Regions from separate parts of the Homo sapiens genome. Here region 1 is linked to region 2. The links are chromatin loops, found by intact Hi-C in ENCODE. Cell type or tissue: heart left ventricle. All regions are shown on one strand. Links, peaks and the distances in the headings refer to the core of each region. The heading gives the core; the rest is flanking DNA. Region 1 overlaps TOMM5 (translocase of outer mitochondrial membrane 5). Region 2 holds the start of FRMPD1 (FERM and PDZ domain containing 1).

Region 1 (2,911 bases), core at 215-2,714, 63 kb after region 2:
GACAGGACATCACATATGAATGCACGATATGAAGAGCCTGGTTACAGTTTCGACTCCTCTCTGCAAGTGAATAGGCCCAGAAAGGTGTAAGAGACTCTTTGAATGGACATAAAATTCTGCTTGTTAAGAACAAGTTTGGCTCTGGTAACTGACCTTCAAAGCTAAAATATAAAACTATTTGGGAAGTATGAAACGATGTCTCGTGATCTGGTGTACCCTTATCCCTGTGACGTTTGGCCTCTGACAATACTGGTATAATTGTAAATAATGTCAAACTCCGTTTTCTAGCAAGTATTAAGGGAGCTGTGTCTGAAATGGCACTGTCTTGTCAGTCATTTCTGTTTACCTTTTTCTTCTGCCCAGAGTGTATTTGTGAAGAGTCTCTTATATTATGTTTTGTGGAAATCAGCACACAACCACAATGACATTTAAGCACAGGATCATTATTAGTCTATGTTTTTAATAAACATATCAATTAAGAAAAGTTGGGTTTCTATTTTTCTTATCCTACTTTTTGCTGCAAACCAACAATCACTAGTGAGACTTGTATTATATTGAGATTATTGCAAGCTTCAGTAAGTTCATCTTGTTTTGGACTAGAGAATTTGCCAATCCTGATGAAGTGTCATTGTGTTTTATTGCCAGGCAGTCTTAATGAAAGGTAGCATTACTGCTTGATGCTGAGTATATGAAATATTAATACTACCAAAGGAAAAAGTACTATATTTTTAAGCCAAATAGTTCTCCAAGTTTGTTGAGTGGAGGGGGGATAGTCCTTAACCTTCTCCCCAGGAGCAACTACATACACCTCTTTTTAGCTGATTTTATTGGTATTTACCTTTTGGTCTCTAAATAATGTGACGGTCGTGATTGGGATTTAGGTCTCTTTCCTGTCCTTAGCGCCATCACTCACACGTATCTTGTCATCTCTTCCTTCCAAAGGATAACGTAGTGTGATCTTGAGTAGATTAGTATCATTAGGATTCTGAGTATAGTACCTGGTTTTCTTTTGCTGTGTATCTTTTTGTTTTTTTCTAGGCTTGGTTTTTCTATGGAATTTCCACTAAATCAACTAAACTTTTTGCCATTTATCTAAATCATTCACAGCAATCAGCTTTATTAGGTACTCTGTTTCATTTTCCTGAGTAAGCGTTTCCTGGAGTCTTCTGACCCGCCCCTGACTGGACTGATAGCCTTCTATGCCTGATGTGTGTGGCTATATTCTGGGAACTCCCTTCTCTATGCCTGATATGTGACTGTATTCTGGGAACTCCCTTCACTATTGTCCGGGAATTCCTTTTCTTCTCTCTTATTATATCTCGTTTTCTGTTACCTAGTGTCTTGGTTTACTCCCTTGTTTGATGGAGCCTGTTTTCTCTGGCAGTGTCCTCCTGAGAAAGGTGGCATAGGAGGTGAATGACCTTGCTGGTCTAAAAATGTCTTTTTTTTTTTTTTTTTTTTTTTTTTTAACACGGAGTCTTGCTCTGTCAACTAGGCTAGAGTGCAGTGGCATGATCTTGGCTCACTGCAACCTCCACCTCCCAGTTCAAGCGATTTTCCTGCCTTAGCCTCCCAAGTAGCTGGGATTACAGGCACGTGCCACCACGCCTGGCTAATTTTTGTATTTTTAGTAGAGACAGGGTTTTGCCATGTTGGCCAGGCTGGTCTCGAACTCCTGACCTCAGGTAATCTGCCCACCTCAGCCTCCCAAAGTGCTGGGATTATAGGCATGAGCCACTGTGCCTGGCCTTAAAAATGTCTTTATTCTATAGTTTGATGAATATAGGGTTCTAGATTAGCAATCATTTTCCTTCAGAATTTTAAAGCAAAGCCTCTAGCTTTCAGTGTTGCTGCTGAGAAATCTGAAATCATTCTGATTCCTGATTTTTTTGTGGGACTAAGTATTTCTTCCTGAGAAACAAGGATCTTTGTTCCTAGTATGCTTATATTCCATGATGACATCATTTAGTGTGTGTTTATTTTAATACACTGTGGTGGGCACTTGGTGAACCTATTTAAACTTGAAACTTGTATCTTTATTTCTCAAATTTTGTAGGTTTTAAAATAATTTTATTATTTTTTATGGGTATGTAAGTGTATATATTTATGGGGTGCATGAGATATTTTGATACAGGCATACAGTACCTAATAATCACATCAGGATAACGGGATTATCTGTCACCTCATTTATAATTTATTTATGTTACAAACATTCCAGTTATACTTTTAGTTATTTTTAGATGTACAGTAAATTATTATTGACTGTAATCACCCATTATGCTATCAAATACTAGAACTTATTCATTACATCTAACTATATTTTTGTACCCATTAGCCATCCCTGCATTCCTTCCCTAACCTTTCCTAGCCTCTGGTAACCATCATTCTACTCTGTCTCCATGAGTTCAGTCGTATTAATTTGTAGCATCCACCAATGAATGCTTATAGGTTTTTATTGATTTCCTCCCCTTCTTTTTCCTTCTGCTCTCTTTTTAGAACAATAGTACTTTTAATGTTTTCTTTTTCCTTTATATTCTATTTTATCTGTAATTGCTTTTCTCTTTTTTTGTTTCATGTTAGATGCTTTCCTTGGTTGTCTGCTCACACTTAAAAATTGGGAACTAACATGGATTAAAGGCCTGGAGTGGAGCTTGTTGATGTTGAACTTTGCCAAAGGGCCATCTATTGGGCCATTTTTGTTGAGAAAACTTTTTGCGTCTGTATCTTTAGTTATTTCCCATTGAGCTGGTCATTGCTCAGAGAACAAAGACTCTTCCAATCTCCCAAGTGCTGAATGAGGCCCTGCCAACGTTCTGGGATTCAAAGGAATAGGGCTGTGGTGAGGCTCAGGACAGACAGGTGTGTGTGTGTGTGTTTCAATATCCAGTATGTATTTGCTCACTGCGTCTCT
Region 2 (2,911 bases), core at 299-2,798:
CACAAGGGGAACAAGATATTGGGCAAAAGAATAAATTTCACTTTCTAGCATATCACAGTTAACTACCTCGTGCTTGTTTTGCTGTGACTGTGCCAGAATGCACCAGTCCTGGAAAAGATGAACTTGGCTCCTTAACCGTACCCATACTCAACACCGACCAAAGGATGCCCGAAATTGTCTTGATTGGAAATCATCTCAACCATCATCTTAGACTAGAAACAAGTAGATGCTGGCCTCTAGGTCAGGACCCCTAGAACAGTGCATTATTTTTTTTTCCCAAACAACCATTCTGAGGTTTTTACAAAAATAACCGACTCACAAACAGAAACGCTTCCTGATCTATAAGCCACTTTGAAAACAAATCATTATGTCGTTGAATATTTCATGACGGTCCAAAGCACTGAAGAAGGCGAACTGAGCGTTCACCAATCCTCCCCATGTCTATTTTGGGACTTCCAAAGCAAACTGCAAATGCCTCCTTTATTTTCTAAACGTTCATTTGCAAGTGCTAGATGGATTCTTGGTGAAATATTGCCTCCACCCAAACTGACTAAATGCAGAGATCCGGAGGTTCCGCTTCTCCAGAGTTTACAGCTGAAAGAGACAGCGAACAACTAGTGAACACGACTTCCACCCTATTTTATAGGTGGCAAAAGCAGGGGGCACTTGCCCAAGGTCACACAGACAGTGGGTGTATGGCAGAGGAGCCACCAGAAGCCAGAGTCCTGACTCCTAACCCTAGGGGCATCCCCTGCTTCCCGAGGCTGACTCAACGCCCCCACTAAAGCTCAGTCAAAGCTGCTGCAAGTTAGCGACGCGACCCTGGAGACTGACTTCTGTGGCTCATTCCTCTCCACACGCAATGAGTTCTGGAGCTGAGACACTCAGGGATGCCCCTCTACTCAAAAAATGACAACACAGGCATTGGCACTGCAGCTGATCGTCCCTGGCGAACCCCTTCTGGTTCAGGTGTGGCCATCGAGGACGGACAGAGAGGGTTGGTCTGAGGTCACTCAGAAAGTTGGCGCTGGCCGCGGCCGCACCTGAACCCAGGTCTCTCCCCCTCCCGCGTTGCCGCTGTTTCCACTCACTACACCATGCAGATCTCGGAAACTTAAGCACACATCGCTACTGTGCAAACAGTTCACGATGGCAGGTCCTGAGCTAGCCCACGGACGCGCCCCCGAGCCGGGCTTGGGGACACGAGGACCGGAGGCGGGCGCGGGTCACCCGGGACTGGTGGTGCAGGCGGAGGGCGGCGCGGAGGAAGCCGAGGCGCAGGCCCGGGGTGTGGGGACAGGCCGTCTCCCCAAAACTTTGCGGTGCCAGGACCCCTCCCTTACCTGCAGAGGAGGTGCCGCCCGCGCGGACAAGGACCTAGCGGGCTGACGCTCTCGGAGAAGGGCGGCCCCGCCCAGCGGCGGGCACGGTCGCGGCCAAGGCTCGGGAAGCAGCGCTGCTCGGGCTCGGCTCGGGCTCCGCCTCCCGCGCCGAGGCTGCAGCCGGAGGGGTTGGCCGGGCCGGGCCGCGCCCGCGCCGTCTGGCGGCGGCAGGTGCTGAGGCTGCAGCTGCGCGGCCGCCAGCTGCCGGCGCCGCGACCCCCGCCCCGGGGGAGGAGCCCCGCGCGCCGCCTCCGCTGGCTCCGAGGTCCCGGCCCGCCGCAGTGGGCGGTCCCGCTCCCACCCGGGCCCTGCCTCCGCCGCCTGCCTCAGCTCACCGCCGGGGCACGCAGCGTCCGCTGAGTACCCAGGGGGGAGACTGAGGCTGGGAGAGGAAAGGGACTCCCCAAGGTCACCCGGACCAGCGGTGGTTGGGCCAGAACTGGAACCCAGAAGAGTTCCCAAAACGACCCCCTTCTCACGCCTCCTTTTCCCCAGGAAGAGCCCCAGCTACGGGGAGCCCTGGGGGACTCGCCCCCTGACCCCCACGCCCCGCAGGTGTTCGGCTGAAGGGAGAGGGAGAGCGTGGGCCCACGGTAGGCACTGTGGACCACCTCCCCTGTCTCTGTAAACTCCTTCCGCGCTGGGAAACTGTGTTCTCCTAGCTTTCCTCGGCCCTCTCCAGCCACTCCCTCGGTCTCCTTGAGGGTTCCTCAAACCAGAAGCTCTAAAATGCCGGAGCGCCCTGGGACTCTGCACTCAGCCCTTTTCTGACCCCCTGAGCCGTCTCACCCACTCCCCTGGTTCTGGTCCTACCGCCTCTCTGAGCATGATACCCAAATGCATGTGTCTGTGCACTATTTTCCGTGCTGAACTCTACTGAACACCTACGAGGTCCATATCCTGCATTAGACACTGGAGATACAATACACCTTTAATAAAGCAGTCCCTGTCCTCATGGAATGTACAGTCTAGGACTATTAAAATACAGTCCAGTTCCTGTAACAATAACCCAATCCCACGGGGCCAAGGGCACCACTCAGGCCTGCACTGACTGAGTGAAGGCCTCCTGGAGAGGGCATGCTCTAAATGGAAACCTGAAAGGCCAGTGGAATTGGCCAGTGAAAGGGAGGAGTGTGGAGAGAGCCTTTCAGGTTGAGACCACAGGAACAAAGACCCCAAGATGAGAGAGATCCCACAGAGGGAGTGGCAGGAGTTGAGACATAAAGCAGGGGAGTCAGCAGGGGCCAATTCCTGGTCAAGGAGTTTGCACCGTGTTCCCAGTGCACTGGCAGGTTCATGGGAGGAGTTCTGAGTAGGGTTGAGGCACCATCAGACTGGGATGTTAGATCATTCTGGGGATGGTGCACAGGCAGATGTTAACAAGTGCATCCTTCATCCAAGGGCGGTGGGGGAAGACTAGCAGCACTTTGGAGCCAACATCGTCTGGATGAAGGCAGGTGCTCCTCCTTTGTGACCTTCATTTCCAAATCCAGGAGTCCATCCAGAAACTCCTGAGTGGCTCCATCGCT

The links. Peaks named below come from ENCODE experiments on the same cell type or tissue, not always from the same donor. Only the 100,000 strongest peaks of a DNase experiment are listed, where the experiment ranks them.
Region 1: it touches region 2 in a loop (3-fold over the local background); 13 of 110 quality-filtered maps call a loop at or near these places.

Annotation. Positions count from the first base shown.
Region 1 is chr9:37,585,986-37,588,896 of GRCh38, reverse strand. It overlaps TOMM5 (translocase of outer mitochondrial membrane 5), which reads left to right. Exons shown (of 2, transcript NM_001001790.3): 2 at 1-484. Among named protein-coding and RNA genes, the nearest start is that of TOMM5, 5.2 kb to the left of the region's middle. In heart left ventricle, for the core only: no CTCF peak of the experiment used is centred there; no DNase peak of the experiment used is centred there.
Region 2 is chr9:37,649,527-37,652,437 of GRCh38, reverse strand. It overlaps FRMPD1 (FERM and PDZ domain containing 1), which reads right to left and starts at 1,484. Exons shown (of 16, transcript NM_014907.3): 1 at 1,344-1,484. RefSeq lists a silencer at 1,343-1,612. In heart left ventricle, for the core only: no CTCF peak of the experiment used is centred there; a DNase peak (open chromatin) is centred at 1,427; H3K4me3 peaks cover 1,146 bases; H3K27me3 peaks cover 1,113 bases.